Linked DNA regions of Homo sapiens: region 2 is linked to region 1. A link is an interaction called in ENCODE POLR2A ChIA-PET data of the cell type or tissue named here. Cell type or tissue: PC-9. All regions are shown on one strand.

Region 1 (8,000 bases):
TTCCTCTTCATTTATATTTATACAATCCTTCCACAATTATAACTAATTTGAAATTTTCCCTTTGTTCAAATGAGGATAGTAAAAAATGACTAATTACTGAATATTCCAGGTGGGACAATGTAAATTGCTATACTACAGGCAGTGAGAAAATAGTTTCTTTTCTCAAATGCTTCTAATAACTACTGGCAAGTAAAATTTTTCTATCTGTATAATAAATTCTTAAGCTAGGTATCAGTTTGCTTCCTCACCTGTCTCATAAAAGTGCCCTTATCTTTCAACTTACCACTCAAAACTACTTGGAAATCTTTGTCCCTCATTGACATGGTATGTTCTTTTTCTAAAGAGGCTGTATTATACTACAGCCTTTCTCTCTATAAACCTTAATCTTGTTCTTCTTTTAGGTAACTTTCATGACACGATACTCTCCAAGTTATCAAGCTTTTGTTTCAACTTTTAAGTAATATATACAGAATGTATTCTTCTTGAAAAATTTTTGAAGATTTTAGATGTAATTCCCCTTCTCAACTGCCTACCACTCAGTATTCAGTTTAAGTTTGATCCTTCCTGACTCTCCCTCCTTGCATTTTGTTTATTTATTTATATATTTATTTATTATTTTTTGAAACGGAGTCTTGCTCTGTTGCCCAGGCTTGAGTGCAGTGGTGCAATCTTGGCTCACTGCAACCTCCACCTCCGAGTTCAAGCAATTCTCCTGCCTCAGCCTCCTGAGTAGCTAGGATTACAGGCATGCACCACCAAGCCCGGATAATTTTTGCATTTTTAGTAGAGATGGGGTTTCACCATGTTGGCCAGGCTGTTCTTGAACTCCTGACCTCAAGTGATCCATCCGCCTCGGCCTCCCAATGTGCTGGGATTATAGGCATGAACCGCTGTGCCCGGCCCCTCCTGGCATTTTAAAAACAATACTTCTATATGTCTAGCCACAAAAGTATAACGTAATTAAGTTTCTTATACATAAACTATACATATTGTTTTGCAACTTACTTTTTTCACTCATTGTTTTTGAAAGCAATTTATGTTGATGAATATAGATTTAATTCTTCTTTTGATTTTTTTTCATTTTTTGAGACCAAGTCTCGCTCTGTTGCCCAGGCTGGAGTGCAGTGGTGTGATCTCGGCTCACCGCAACCTCAGCCTCCCAGGTTCAAGTGATTCTCATGCCTCAGCCTCCCACCTCCCAAAGTGCTGGGATTACAGGCGTGAGACACCACGCCCGGCCTAGTTCTTTTTTTTGAACTGTTATGTGGAAGTGGGCAAATTACTTAACTATTGAACTGTTTTCCACCATTGTTTTGCTGGTCTGTTCTTTGAGGCTTCACTAAATTGTATAAGGGTAAGTATCTCTTTCAAAGCTAAGTCTCCAATTTTTTGCTATTTTTTTCAAAAAGCCTGTCTTCTGTTTCTCAATGTTTTATTACCTCCCTATGTTAACAATCCCTAAATCCCAATCCCCATGGCCAAACTTAACCAAACTAAATCTCAATTCAAGGTACTCAAAAATACCTGTTCTAGGCTATTTCCCTATCACTTGAAATGCATGATGCCTGCACTCATGCACTGTCTAAACTTCAATAAGCCAAAAAAATTTCTTATGGAGAATGGCTTGGAGAAAAGTACAAGGAAGCATTTTAGTATGTGATTACTCTAAACAGATCAAGACAGAATGGCATGGGCCTGAAGAGAGACAACAATAATATGGATGGAGAGGGGAAACAGATTTGAGAGACATTTCCAACAAAGAACTGATGGGCTTGGTGACCAATGTGGGGAAAGGGTCAAGATGACTCCAAGATATTTGGTTTCTGTAACTGGATATCTTTGATGAATGTCATTCAGCAAAGCAGGGAATATTGGAGGGCATGATCATGAGTCTGGTCTTGAGCCAGAGAAGCCTGCATGACATCAAGGTGAGGATTCATGAGCTGGATGGATATGAAGAAAAGATCTGATTACAGATGGTAAGTGATAAATGAAAGCATGAAAGTGGAAGAAATTAACCTAAATGGGCAGAGAGTGGAAACGGACTTAGGAAGAAAGAAATAAAAAACATATCAAACATAAATCCTTTACTTACCTTCTTCTCAACCTGGGTCTCTTTCCAAGCCTCTCCATTCTTATCAATGAGCCTCTCTTTGCTTAAATGTTTCCCACTCCTTTGGCTCCTATATTCAGTCACTGCATAGAGCAGTGGGTAAAACCATGGACTCTGGAGCCGTATTTCCTAGGATCAAAACCCTGCTCAACTACTTTCTGTGTAAACTCAAACCACTCTGCTTCAATATTCCCATCTATCAATAGTAATTTATTTCATAGGGTTGTTATGGAAAATAAATGATTTAATTTTTTAAAGAGCTTAGAACAGTGTCTGGTATGTACCCTATAAGCATGTGTTAGGTATACAAATAAAGCCTGTCAATTTTCTTTGTGAAATGCTTTAAATGTGTCCTATCCTTATTCCCATTTAACACCAAACCAGCTGAGGTACCTAATATTTCATAGAGTATCACCTCATCACTGTACTAAATTGCTTTTTAAAAGGTCACTAATGACCTCTTCATAAAGAAATGCAATACTCTCCCCTCCCCCAAGTCTCCAGATGCTCTGCATGAATTGATCCAGTGGTCTCTCCTCGAAATTCCCTTCTCTTGATTTCTGGGTCTTCTTGCTTGCTGTAACCCTGCACTCCTACACTTTATTGCCTACTGCTGACTACTACTAGCTCCAATTCCTCTTTCTGCTTCATAAATGCAAGCATTACCCTCCCCCCCCAAATTTCCTTATTTTTCAAAATTCTCTTCCTGATGCCAGCTATTGCCATGGTTTCCACTTCTATGCTGATAACTCAAACTTTTACCTCTAGCTACAATGTTTAGGCTGAGCTAAAGATTTGCATTTCCAACTCCATGCTGGACAGCTCTATGTGTCTGTCTCATTAGACCTTTAATTCAACATGTCCAAAAAATGAATTCATAATCTACACTAAGCTTATGGCTTTATTTCTGATAATGGCATTACCATCCTTCAGCTCAGAGGTCTAAAACCTAAGAATTAGATTTGGTCCCTCACACTTCTTCAGCATTCAGTTAATTATGGAGTCTTGACATAATCATCTCCAGTATATTTGTCTCCTTACCAATGACACCATTATAACTTATTTCAGGAATTTTTTGCCTCTCACTAGGCTGATCCCATTACCCCTTCAAAAGAATCTCCGATAAGCGTTCCTAACTTTTAGCTAAATGTCTAAATGCAGTTAATAGAAAGTCCCTTCTCTATGGGCTTTCTACAGAACAAAATGATTTCCTGCAGTGCAAATCTGACCATATCAATATTCTGTTCCGAACTCTTCAAAAAACTACCCATCTCCTTTAGGATTACACCATTCACCATCTGGACCTCGGTCGACTTTCCCAGTCTCATATCCATTCTGTGCATAGGAGTCCCCCCATTTCCTCCTCTTCCCACACAAGTTATGCTCAGTCATTTCTCCACAGTATTGCAACTGTCTTCCCTGAAAAACTCTTCAACACTTTACTCTCTCCAAGTACAATTCAGACATCACTTTCTTTCTAAAGCCTTCTCAGCAACGGCCCCTTGAGCAATTAACACATATGTGACTGATACATACATACATATATATACACATAGGAGTACTTATTTGTTCAGATCTGGCTCCCAAACTTAATCCCGAAAACTGGAACAATATCTTGCCAATCTCCAGTGTCTGGTATAGCGCCAGTAATATAAAAGGTGCTGCGACCAGTGGCCAAATAGGGGAAAACCCCAGCAAAAGGGTAACCTAGCACTCACAGTGGTTCTCAAAGACTGGCACTGAATGCCTGGTCTTGGGCTGGCTCCCGAGGCTCGTTTTCTTAGGGCCTCACCTCTGGCACTTCTTATAAGATGCCAGAGTCAGGCCCCCAAGCCAACTGCTGGGCCCTCAGCTGGGGTCCTATGAGGCGGTCCCAGGGGCATCCTCAGGCTCCCCACTCCAGTCACAGGGAAGGGAAAGGGGCGGGGCGCAGCGTGGGCCGGGCCAAGGGCTCCTCAAGTCCCCAGGGGCCTAGGCCAGCCTCTCGGCTCCCATCCCAGTGCAGGTCCCGGTTGATCCAGGGCCCCAGGGGGGTTCCATTTTGAGACACCCCGCACCCCAGCCCGCCGCTCCGGCCGTCTCCGCACTTACAGACCCGGGGGAAGGCCGCCGTCAGGATCCGGCACCGCCAGGAGCTCCGGCCCCTCGGGGCTCCGGGAAGGGGGAGGGGCAAGGAACCCGAGCCAAAGGGGGACCCAACGGAACCGGAAGGGCAGCCCTGGCCGGACAAAGACAACTTCCAGGTCCCATGGTCCTCTCCGCCAATCGGAAGGCTCGGAGGACAACAGGGGCCCCGAGAGGGAATTTCTGCGTTGTGGGCGGGGCGCAGACGGAGGGCACCGTACTCTGGGCACTAGCTTCACTGCCTACTACCCCGAGGTGCCTTAGCTCGTAAGCGTCTGTGGCTCAGGCCCTGTGCGCCTCGCAGGGACCCGCTGCTCGGGACCCCCGTCTCAGCGGCTCTTCTGTAGCTGGGCCTAGACGGTCCGCTGCCTCCTTGGGCCTGAAGGGCTCCTCTGCACTTAAACTTTGGTAAGTCTTTTTAGCCTAGGGGTGTAGACTCGTCGCGCGGGAGCCCGAAGAGCAGAAAGCTCTCCCCTCACTTTTGGATGTGTTTTTCAGGGTTCTTGCCTTGGAGTTCTTCCTAGGGCAAACTCTTGCACTCCCATGGCTTCCGTTACCTACTTCATGCTGACCATTCACAACCCAGGCAGCTACATGGACGAGATCTCCAGCTGTCCTGATGTGAAAGTACCTTTTAATGATCTCAAGTTCATCTCATCTCCTATCCAGACCGGAAAACTTGAGGATCCTTCTAGAGTTCTTTTCCTTGCCAATCCAGTTTACTGGTTTTTGACCATTCTTTTCGTTTTTGGTGGTGGTGAGGGGCTTTTTATTGAGGTAAAACATGCGTAATGTTTATTACTTTAATCATTTGTAAGTGTAAAACTTGATGGTCTTGAACTCTGGAGTTAAAGTGATCCACCCTCCTCAGCCTCCCAAAGTGCTGGGATTACATGTGTGAGCCACTGCTCCCAGCCTTTCCCTCTTTTTAATGTAGTTATTTACAACTATACATTTCACTTTGATCACTGTTTTCACTACAGCTCATAAGTTTTTGTATGTTGTGTTATTTTCATTCATTTCTAAGTATTTTCTAATTTCCCTTTTGATTTCTTCTTCTTTTTTTTTCTTTTTTTTGAGATGGAGTTTCGCTCTTGTTGCCCAGGCTGGAGTGCAATGGTGTGATCTCGGCTCACCGCAACCTCCGCCTCCTGGGTTCAAGCGGTTCTCCTGCCTCCGTCTCTAAAGTAGCTGGGATTACAGGCATGCGCCACCACACCGGGCTAATTTGATATTTAGAGATATGGAGACGTGGTTTCTCCGTGTTGGTCAGGCTGGTGTCGAACTCCCGACCTCAGGTGATCCACCCGCCTTGGCCTCCCAAAGTGCTGGGATTACAGGTGTGAGCCACCGTGCCTGACCTTGATTTCTTCTTTGACCCAGTTGTTAAGAGTGTTGTTTAACTTTCAGATATTTGTGACTTTTCCAGTTTTCCTTCTGTTATTAATTTATAACTTCATCTGTGTGGTCCGAGAAGATACTTTGTATGATATCTATCTTGTAAAATATTATGAAACTTGAATTGTGGCATACAGTCTGGTGAATACCTCATGTGCTTTAGAGAAGAATGTGTATTCTGCTCTTGCTGGGTGGAATGTTCTGTATATGTCTTTTAAGTATAGCTGGTTTATTATGATGCTTAGTTCCTCTATTTCCTCACTTATCTTCTATCTGATTCTTCTCCCCGTTACTGAAAATGGGGTATTGTAGTCTCCCACTATTATTGTAGAACTGTTTATTTCTCCTTTTAATTCTGTCCATTTTTGCTTCATGTATTTTGAGAGTCTGTTCCTAGCGAGGTAAATGCCTATAATTTTTATATAATCTTGTTGTAATGAGCCTTTTATTAATATATAATGTCTTTGTCTCTTATAACCTTTTCAAATTTTAAAATCTATTTTGTCTAATGGTAGTATAACTACATCAGCTCTTTTTCAGTAACTATTTGCATGTTATATCTTTTTTCATTAAATTATTATTATTATTATTATTATTATTATTTGCGAGGGAGTCTCACTGTGTCACCCAGGCTGGAGTGCAGTGGTGCCATCTCAGCTCACTGCCACCTTCGCCTCCCGGGTTCAAGTGATTCTCCTGCCTCAGCTCTGGAGTAGCTGGGATTATGGGCGCCTGCCACCATGCCCAGCTACTTTTTGTAAATTATTATTATTTTCTGTGACAGAGTCTTGCTCTGTCGCCCAGGCTGAAGTGCAGTGGCAATCTCGGCTCACTGCAACCTCCACCTCCTGGGTTCAAGCCATTCTCCTGCCTCAGCCTCCCAAGTAGCTGGGATTACAGGTGCACGCCACCATGCCCAGTTAATTTTTGTATTTTTAGTAGAGATGGGGTTTTACCATGTTGGCCAGGCTGGTCTCAAACTCCTGACCTCCCACCTCGGCCTCCCAAAGTGCTGGGACTACAGGCGTGAGCCACTGTGTCCAGCCCTTTTTCCTTGAATTATTGAAAAAAAAATTTTTTTGTAGAGACCGCGCCTTGCTATGTTCCTCAGGCTGCTCTTGGACTCCTGGCCTCAAGCTATCTTTGGTCTCCCAAAGTACTGCGGTTGTAAGCCACTGTACCTGGCCCTTTTCCTAACCTTTTCTTTTCTTTTCTTTTTTTTTTTTTTGAGACAGAGTCTCGCTCTGTCACCCAGGCTGGAGTGCAGTGGCGTGATCTCGGCTCACTGCAAGCTCCGCCTCCCGGGTTCACGCCATTCTCCTGCCTCAGCCTCCCGAGTAGCTGGGACTACAGGTGCGTGCCACCACACCCGGCTAATTTTTTTGTATTTTTAGTAGAGACAGGGTTTCACCATGTTAGCTAGGATGGTCTCGATCTCCTGACCTCATGATCCGCCCACCTCAGCCTCCCAAAGTGCTGGGATTACAGGCGTGAGCCACCACGCCCGGCCTCTAACCTTTTATTTTCAATCTATTTGTGTCTTTGGATGTCAAGTGATTCTCTTGTAGACAGCATTTAGTTGGAGCATGTGGATTGTGTGTGTGTGTTTAAAATTAATTTTCCCTTTCTTTTTAAAAATTAAATATATTTTTAGAGACAGGGTCTCACTCTGTTGCCCAGGCTGGATTGTAGTGGCATGATCACAGCTCACTGAAGCTGGAACTCCTGAGCTCAAGTGGTCTTCTCGCCTCAGCCTCTCAAAGTAGCTGGGACTACAGGTGTGCAACACCACACTTGACGCCTTTATTTTATTTTATTTTATTTTATTTTTTGAGACAGAGTCTCACTCTGTTGCCCAGGCTGGAGTGCAGTGGCGCAGTCTTGGCTCACCGCAGTCTCTGTCTCATGGGTTGAAGCGATTCTCTTTCTCAGCCTCCAGAGTAGCTGGGACCACAGGCATGCGGTCCCATCAAGCAATCCGCCTGCGTTGACCTTCCAGAGTGCTGGGATTATAGGCATGAGCCACTGTGCCCGGACTTGACTCCTTTCTGTCTTTAGATTGGAGAGTTTAACCTTGACTCCTTTCTGTCTTTAGATTGGAGAGTTTAAACCATTTAGATTTAAAGTAATTATTGATAAGGTGGGATTTATATCTGTCACTTCTCTATTTGTGTTTTATATGCTTTTTAAATCTTCATTTCTGCCATTACTGCTTTTTTGTGTTAGTGTTAGTTGATTTTTTTATCATGAAACGTTTGATTCCCCTCTCATTTCCTTTTGTGTATATTCTATAGATATTTTATTGGTGGTTACCATAGGTATTACACTCAACATCCAAAAGTTATAACAATCTAATTTGAATTGA
Region 2 (8,000 bases), 630 kb before region 1:
CTTAGAGTATTTGTTATTATCTAATCCTCCTGGTTAAGGAGTTCTTGGAAATGTCCTTTTCCTGATTATTTGGGAGTAAAACTAATAAGTAATATTTTATTTCTGTTTGCTGATTTCTCTTTTAATCCTTAATGCCCTCCTTCCTTCTCTTCCTCACTAACCCCCTTCCTGAAGCCCCATGTTCTTTTTTTCCCCTATCTTTTCCTGCATTTTTACAGATGGGAGGAGTTGAGTGATTATATTGGAAGTATCTTGGAATTTAACTTGCTTGGGCATACTGTAGTTTGATTGTTAATAAGCACTTGGTTTGTTCTTTGAATATGAGTTATGTGTGAGCAAGACCTCCTGGAAGGCATATCCCAAATAAGAAAATCTAGTGACTAGTCCTGCCTATGGCATGAGAATTTCTTTACGTTCCTGAAAAAGGCAAGAAGCCTTGGCTGTCCTTGGCACTCTCAGCCCACTGAACCGCTTCCTAAAGCTTCAAGATCGTTAGATAATTGCTATCGTCATTTTCCTCTGGGCATTTTTGGGGATGATAGACTTTATGGCTAGACTAGGCTCTTTCCCCCAGACTTTGTTCCAAGTTGATGATAGGAAGGAGAATGCCACTGAGACCAGGGAGTGTCCTGGATAACAGTAAAAAAGCCTTGAGTTATAGTTCCTCAGCCTAAATTCTTTCTCACGTGTTTATTCCCTCCACCCCGCCGTCCCTCATATGCTGATGTGCAGTTTCTCACGAATGATAACCAGGTTTTTCCAGGGAGAGCAAGCTGGGTAAGGCAGAGCAGGGTGGTCCCCAGGCTGAGGTAAATGTGGAGGGGAAGCTGTGTAGCTAGGGAGAGCTGCAGTTGACAGCTGCAGGAGCCAAGGTGGCAGTCAGAAAAACTCTAAAAAGAAAACCAGTAGAAAGAGCTTTGTGCTTTTAGGCTACTTATTTCAACTCTCTGACCCTTGGTTTCCTCACCTAAAAATGGGATCATAGAATATTTACTTTTGTGAAGATTTGTTGGGAGAAGCTCCTGTGAAGGATAGAGGGGAGAAGAGAACAGGAGTAGACAGGGATAACCTTCGGACAGCAGTATAGGTCTGACACCAGTGAAGAAAGGAAAGAAATTCAGTAAATGAGAGTTAATACTATTTTTTAAGTTGTCATGATCAGGTTAGCCATTGTTACTGAGTATTCTATGACTTTTCTGCATGGTGATTTTTTTTTTTTTCTTTTTGAGATACAGTCTCTCTCTGTTGCCCAGGCTGGAGTGCAGTGGCATGATCTCGGCTCACTGCAACCTCCACCTCCCAGGTTCAAGTGATCCTCCTGCCTCAGCCTCCTGAGTAGCTGGGACTACAGACATGCACCACCACACCCGGCTAATTTTTTTTTTTTTTTGTATTTTTAGTAGAGACGGGGTTTCACCATGTTGCCTAGGCTGCTCTTGAACTCCTGGCCTCACGTGATCCACCTGCCTTGGCCTCCCAAAATGCTGGGATTACAGGCATAAGACCATGCCTGGCCTGCATGGTGATTATTAACTGTTATGGGGGAGTATTGTCTGTCTCTACTGCCGTGAGGCGTGCTGCCTGTCATCAAGCTTTCTACCTAGGATACAAGTATTGTTCAATGTTGAGAACTAGATAGGCATATGGCATTTTTGTCACCTTCATTGAAATATAATTCACCCATTGAAAGTGTACAACTCAATGGTTTTTAGTACTGTATAGTCATAGAGGTGTGCAACCAGTTATAACCACAATCCATTTTAGGACATTTTCTTCATCACCCCAAAAAGACACTCTACCCACCAGCAGTCACTCCTGACTTTGACCGCAGAACCTTCTCCTAGGGATTGCTGTAGGCTATTACTAATCCACTTTTCTATCTCTGTGGGTTTCCTAGTTCTGAATATTTTATGTAAGTGGAGTCACACGATATGTGGTCTTTTGTGACTGGCTTCTTTCTATTTGCATAATGTTTTCAAGGTTCTTTCACGTTGTAGCACGTGTCAGTACTTCATTCTTTCTTATTGCCAAATAATATTCTATTATATGGCTATACCACATTTTATATATCACTTCCTCAGTTGATGGCCATTTGGGTTTTTTCTACTTTGGGGCTGTTAAATGAATACCACTGCTATGAACATTATTGTGCAAGTTTTTTGTGTGAACATGCTTTTAATTCTCTTGGATATAAACCTAGGAGTGGTTTATGACCAGTTAATTGCTGGGTCATATGGTAACTCCATGTTTAACTTTTTGAGGAACTTCCAAACTTCCACAAGGACTGCACATTTTAAATTCCCACTAGCAATATATGAGGATTTCAGTTTCTCCATTCCTTTGCCAACACTTGTTATGATTATCATCCTAGAGGCTGTGGAGTGGTATCTTATTACGGTTTTGATTTGCATTTTCCTGATGACTGATGGTGCTAAGCTCTTTTCATGTGCTTGTTGGCCATTTGTATATCTTCTGTAGAAAAATGTCTATTCAAGTCCTTTGCCCATTTTATAATTGGATTGTTTGTTCTTGTGTTACATGATTTCTTTATATATTCTGGATATTAGACTCTTATCAGATACATGGCTTTCATCTTTTTTAATTGCAAAAATAACATAAGTTTATCCCAAAAATTCAGATCCTACAGAAGTATAACGAAAAGTTCATTTATTGTTCCCCAGTTGTTCTTCCCAGAAGTAACCATTGTCAGTATATCCTTCCAGATTTCAAAAGATGAATATGCAAACCTAAATAAATATATTATATATATATATATATTTAGTTTACATAAGTGGGATGAAATGTCTACAATACCACAACTTGTTTTTTTCCCCCTTTGACTTAATATCTTGTGTACTTTTTAATTTTATCTTTTTGAGACAGGCTTTTACTTTGTCACTCAGGCTCGAGTACAGTGGCACAATCACAATTAGTGGCCCTAACCTCCTGGGCTCAAGCGATCCTCCCACTCAGCCTCCTGAGTAGCTGGGACTACAGGCATGAGCCACCAAGCCTGGCTAATTTTTAAATTTTTTGTAGAGATGAGGTCCCACAGTGTTTCCCAGGTTTTTCTTGAGCTCCTGGGCTCAAGCAATCCTCACCTCAGCTTCCGAAAGTTGTGTACGTATTTTCATGGTGATCGCATTGTTCTTTTGGCTGCCTAGAAATGCCCTTTTGAGATGGATTTAATACAGAGGAGGAAACTAGGGATCCGAAAGTTTAAGTAACTTGCTCATGGTCATAGATTAGTAAGTGAAGGAGCCGTTATTCAAACTTGAATCTGTCTGTTTCCAAAGCCCGGGCTCTTGCCATGTAATCACATTTGCTCCTTGGGCTGCCGACGTGAAACCTACTTCCTTTCAGTGGCCTGCCTGTGCTAGCTGCTATATTGCCTTGTGGATCTTGTTACAGAGTAGTGTCTATAGTTTGTACATTCCAGGAAGTACTGGTAATACCCTTTTCTACATCACACACACACACACAGAGTAGTGTCTGTAGTTTGTACATTCCAGGAAATACTGGTAATACCCTTTTCTAACACACACACACACACACACACACACACACACACACACCCTTTAGGGATATTGAAAGAAAAAAACTCTCAAAGATGAATGCCTCATGACCTGACTTGGGCTGGGGCAGCCACAAACTGCATTTGAGCAACTGCAGCTGCTTCTTTAGCCTTTTTATTCCCACTGCCTGCTTGCCATTGCTGCATTTGCAGAGTCATTCATTCTCCTGGTTTGTTCCAGTACACTGTTTCTTTCTACTTTCCAGGCCTGGGTAAGCCTTCATGCAGTTTTTGAACACCTGTCTTCTGCTCAGTGTTGCTTCCCACCTGGCCTGTGGCTTTTTAGGAGTGCATCTTGCTATTGCAGGTCCCAAGTGTGTGGAATGGGGCTCCTTCCCAGCGTAGATGTACCAATTGAAACACACAAGGATGTTCAGTCAAGAATCGAAAGCGTAGGATAGGCTGAAGAGCAAGTTGCCACCAACACTTATGCAAAAATTGCACCCAAAAGGACAGGCTACTCTTGTCTCTGCCCCTCCTCTCTTCTCCATGCCTTGTATCATGCACCTATTTATGGTACCTACCGGTTGACTACCACAGATCAGATCACTATTCCATTGCATTCCTCCATAAATTCCCTCTCTTCTTTCTCCTTACTGCTCTTGGACGTGTTGGGGAGTAGCATGAATTATATATCTAAGCCGGTCTTAATGTGAGAGTAGTACTGTTATTACCACCACTGGTAAGAATAGTTGCTAGATTTGTCTAGCACCAACAAGAGAGGAAATAGAGCAGAAGGCCTGGAATTTAGGAGTCAGGCTATACTGGACTCAAATCCTGTGTCTGCCAAGAACTTGTTGTGTGACCTTGGGCAGGTTACTTGATCTGTCTGAACCCCCACTTCCCACTTTTTTTTTTTTCCAGACAGGGTCTTGCTTTGTTACCCGGGCTGGGGTGCAGTGGCATGATCATAGCTCACTGCCACTTCGAATTCCTGGGCTCAAGGATCTTCCGGCCTCAGCCTTTCAAGTAGCTGGGAATACAGGCATGCCCCACTATGCCCAGCTAATTTTTTAAAAAAACCTTTGTAGCTGGGCACTCTCTCTCACACTTGTAATCCCAGCATCTTGGGATGCTGAGGCAGGTGGATCACCAGAGGTCAGGAGTTCGAGACCAGCCTGGCCAACATAGCGAAACCCCATCTCTACTAAAAATACAAAAATTAGCCTGGTGTGGTGGCACGTGCCTATAGTCCCAGCTACTCAGGAGGCTGAGGCAGGAGAATCACTTGAACCTGGGAGGCAGAGGTTTGCAGTGAGCCGAGATTATGCCACTACACTCCAGCCTGGGAGACAGACTGAGACTCATCTCAAAAAAAAAAAAAAAAAAAATTGTAACGATGGGGTCTCACCATGTTGTCCAGGCTGTCCACTTTCTAATCTGTAAAATCCAGGTACTAATACCACTAATGTCATAGGAATGTTATGAAGATTTACTGAGCTAATGCATGGAGAATGCATCAGCTCAGAGCTTGATACAGGGAAATGGCTCTGTAGCAGTTATCATTATTATTAGTACTGAAGGGGAGCAGATGACACTGGGGTCAGGTGGCTGGGCAAATATAAGTGGGCCTTGCTGTGATAATAATTTGGTCTCTCCTTATCTTCTTCTCTTGCTTTATTTTCTTCATACACTTTGTGTCACTTTATCTACTTAATTGTTTACTGTGTCTGTCTCTCTTTCACTAGAATGTGAGTGCTTTGAGAGGAGAGAGGAAGAGCTTTGTCAGTTTTGTTCATTGCTGTATTCCTAGGCCCTCAAACAGAGCCTAGCATGTAGTAAGTATGCAATAATGTAATCATTGTTTCTGGAACATTGTGCCAACTGTTGTTCCAGGTGCCATTTATGTATTAGCTAATATACTCGTAACAACTTTTGAGATCAGTATGTTATCTCTATCTTACAGATGAGGTAACTAAGTCACAGAGGAATGGGTTTTTTTGTGCCCAGTGTTACACAGTTAATAAGTAAAAGAACAGGCTGTCTTTCTCCAGAGCCTGGGCTTGTAGCCACTATGCTGTGTTCTCCCCCAGTAGGAAACATCACAATTACTTTTATTAATAATATTATTGATAACTTAAAATAGTTTATTACCTATATATGCAAAGTTCTTCAGCTGTCTTCTCTCATTTGCTCATAACACTGTGGAAAAATCCTGTATGGCCTCCCTCATCCCCCTGCACTTGACAGTTGAGGAAATAACAGATAATGTGTATTGAGTACATCCCATGTACCAGCACATTTATTAGCTTGTTTAATCCTCACAATAATTAAGTTGTTGTAAGAGGGACCGAATGGGAACAGAGGAGAACAGTGAAGTAAATGGTATTATACACATTTGACAGATGGAAAAACTGAGGCAGAGGTGAAATAACTTGCCCAGGGCCACAAAGCTAAAAACTGATAGATCTGGACCTCAAGCCCCAACAGTCTGACTTCAGAGCCCGTTCTCTTAAGTGCTTCACCTGACAACCTTGCGTTCAGAGAGGAAAAATTAAAGTCCACAGGTACTCAACTTGTAAGTGTCAGAGCTGGAATTGGAAATCAGGTTTGCTTTGACCACCAAACTTGTGCTTTTTCGCATGTATGATGGAGCTGAGGCAAGAGTTATGTCTACTCACCCCAAAACTTGGGTTTCCATCCTTCTGTGGCGACAGGGAAAGAGAAGACAAGTGACTTAAGACCACTCAGCTGGGAATGTGGAGCTGTGACCCCGACCTTAACCTCCTTTCTCATTTGGTCAGGCTGGGCTGTATTTCAGAATGGTATGTCTGGTTTAACCAGGCATCAGTCACAGAATGGTCCTTTGAAAGCAGGTGCCCAGTTGTGTCCCCAGAGAGAACCAAAATTACTACTGGTATTAGAAGTCCTTCCAAAATGTATGATTTCCTTGGGCTAAAGGGACACCTACAGAAGATCTAATGTCTTTATGAGACATTAATGTACGTAAAACAGGCTAGTGGGATGAGGCGAGGGTGGTGTCCCTAGAAGCATAGGAAATCTGGCTGGGCTACACAAACAAAAACATTTCCGTCAGGACCGGCAGCCCCAAGGCATGGGGCAGCTCCCACTGGCAAACAGTGAAGCAGGAACGTGGTGCTGCTGATTTCAGGCCCATGCTCCTGTAGGGGGGAGTCCCGGAAGCCCAGGGAGGAGGTGGCAAGGTTTCTGTCAGTGGCAATGTCAGGAATGTATCTTGATAGGCCATTCCTTGAAAGTGCAGCTTCCTTCTCCCTTAGCCTGCTCCCCACAGCTGCTGGAGCAGAATTCCTGTCCCCTGCTTTCCCCATTGCCTTCTGCTCTCCTCTGTTCCCATTCTGTTTCTCTCTGCTCACTATCTGCTCAGTTGCCTAAGCACCAAGTGGCTAAATCCTTTGTGACCATTTTCTCTCTCACCACTCGCATCCTATTCTCCCCAGGAGAGAAGTCCTGGAGATTCTGTAGTAAGAATAATTTACTCAGCTATCCTTTGTTGAGCTCTTACAATGCATACATATTGACAGCACGCCAAGTACTTATCCCCCATTATTTCATTTAATCCTCCCTTCCACCCTCTTTGTAATATTCTTACTCCCATTTTATGTAGGAGAAAACTGAGTTTGGAGAGGCTGAATAGCATACTCAAAATTCTGAAGCTAACAAGTGGCAGAGCTGGGATTTCAGCTTAGGTCTTTTTGGCCCTAAACCGTGTCCTTTCTACATTTTAAAGCCCCCTTCAAGTGTCCAAAGAGCCTTCTGAAGTTGAGTGTCTGTTGCATTAACAACTTTTTTGCTGTCATTACCTGAGCTGAGCCTGGCTTCCTCTGATATGCACCTGGTGTATAGCTTTGTACATGTGTTGCATTCTCATTGAAACAATAGGAAGTATCATTTCAGTCAGTGGGATTCTCTGTTGTGTGAGTTAGCAGTGGGGCATGCCCTCTGCTTATTGTTCATAGGAACATGCTCAAGGAATTTTTCAGGAAGGCCCCCATCCAGGATGTTACTGGAAGATCTGCCTGGTGGAGCTTGTACAAACAAAGTATGACCCTGCCAGCTCAGCCAAAACCCCTGCCTTGTGCTAGAGGCTCTCTGACCCTAGCGGAAAAGGCTTCCTCACCCAGCCAAGAAACTGCAACAGGGTGGGTCCTGAGCTCCCTGTCTACCTGCCTAAAGGCTCCTGGTCAGACTCTTGCCATGTATTTAGATCTGGTTTGTATATTGCTGTCTACACAAACTACAAATCTGATCAAGTTTCTTCTTATTTTAATGTAAAATATGCATTTTTAAAATGTACTGTTTTAGTCTTTTTTTTTTTTTTTTTTTAAGATGGGGTCAGGCCGGATGCGGTGGCTGACGCCTGTAATCCCAGCACTCTGGGAGGCCGAGGCAGGCAGATCACTTAAGATCAGGAGTTCGTGACCAGCCTGGCCAACATGGCGAAACC

What was found. ChIA-PET counts read pairs that join two places held together with the same protein. Peaks named below come from ENCODE experiments on the same cell type or tissue, not always from the same donor. Only the 100,000 strongest peaks of a DNase experiment are listed, where the experiment ranks them.
Region 2: POLR2A ChIA-PET joins it to region 1 with 17 read pairs; 2 of 35 experiments call an interaction of 5 or more read pairs at or near these places.

The regions. Positions count from the first base shown.
Region 1 is chr9:122,927,233-122,935,232 of GRCh38, forward strand. It overlaps ZBTB26 (zinc finger and BTB domain containing 26), which reads right to left and starts at 4,280. Exons shown (of 2, transcript NM_020924.4): 1 at 4,205-4,280. It also overlaps a transcript of RABGAP1 not described here. RefSeq lists a silencer at 4,052-4,391. In PC-9, no CTCF peak of the experiment used is centred here; DNase peaks (open chromatin) are centred at 4,009, 4,389 and 4,833; H3K4me3 peaks cover 3,258 bases; H3K27ac peaks cover 2,498 bases.
Region 2 is chr9:122,300,526-122,308,525 of GRCh38, forward strand. The region is part of intron 5 of MRRF (mitochondrial ribosome recycling factor); the gene reads left to right. Among named protein-coding and RNA genes, the nearest start is that of MRRF, 40 kb to the left of the region's middle. In PC-9, no CTCF peak of the experiment used is centred here; no DNase peak of the experiment used is centred here.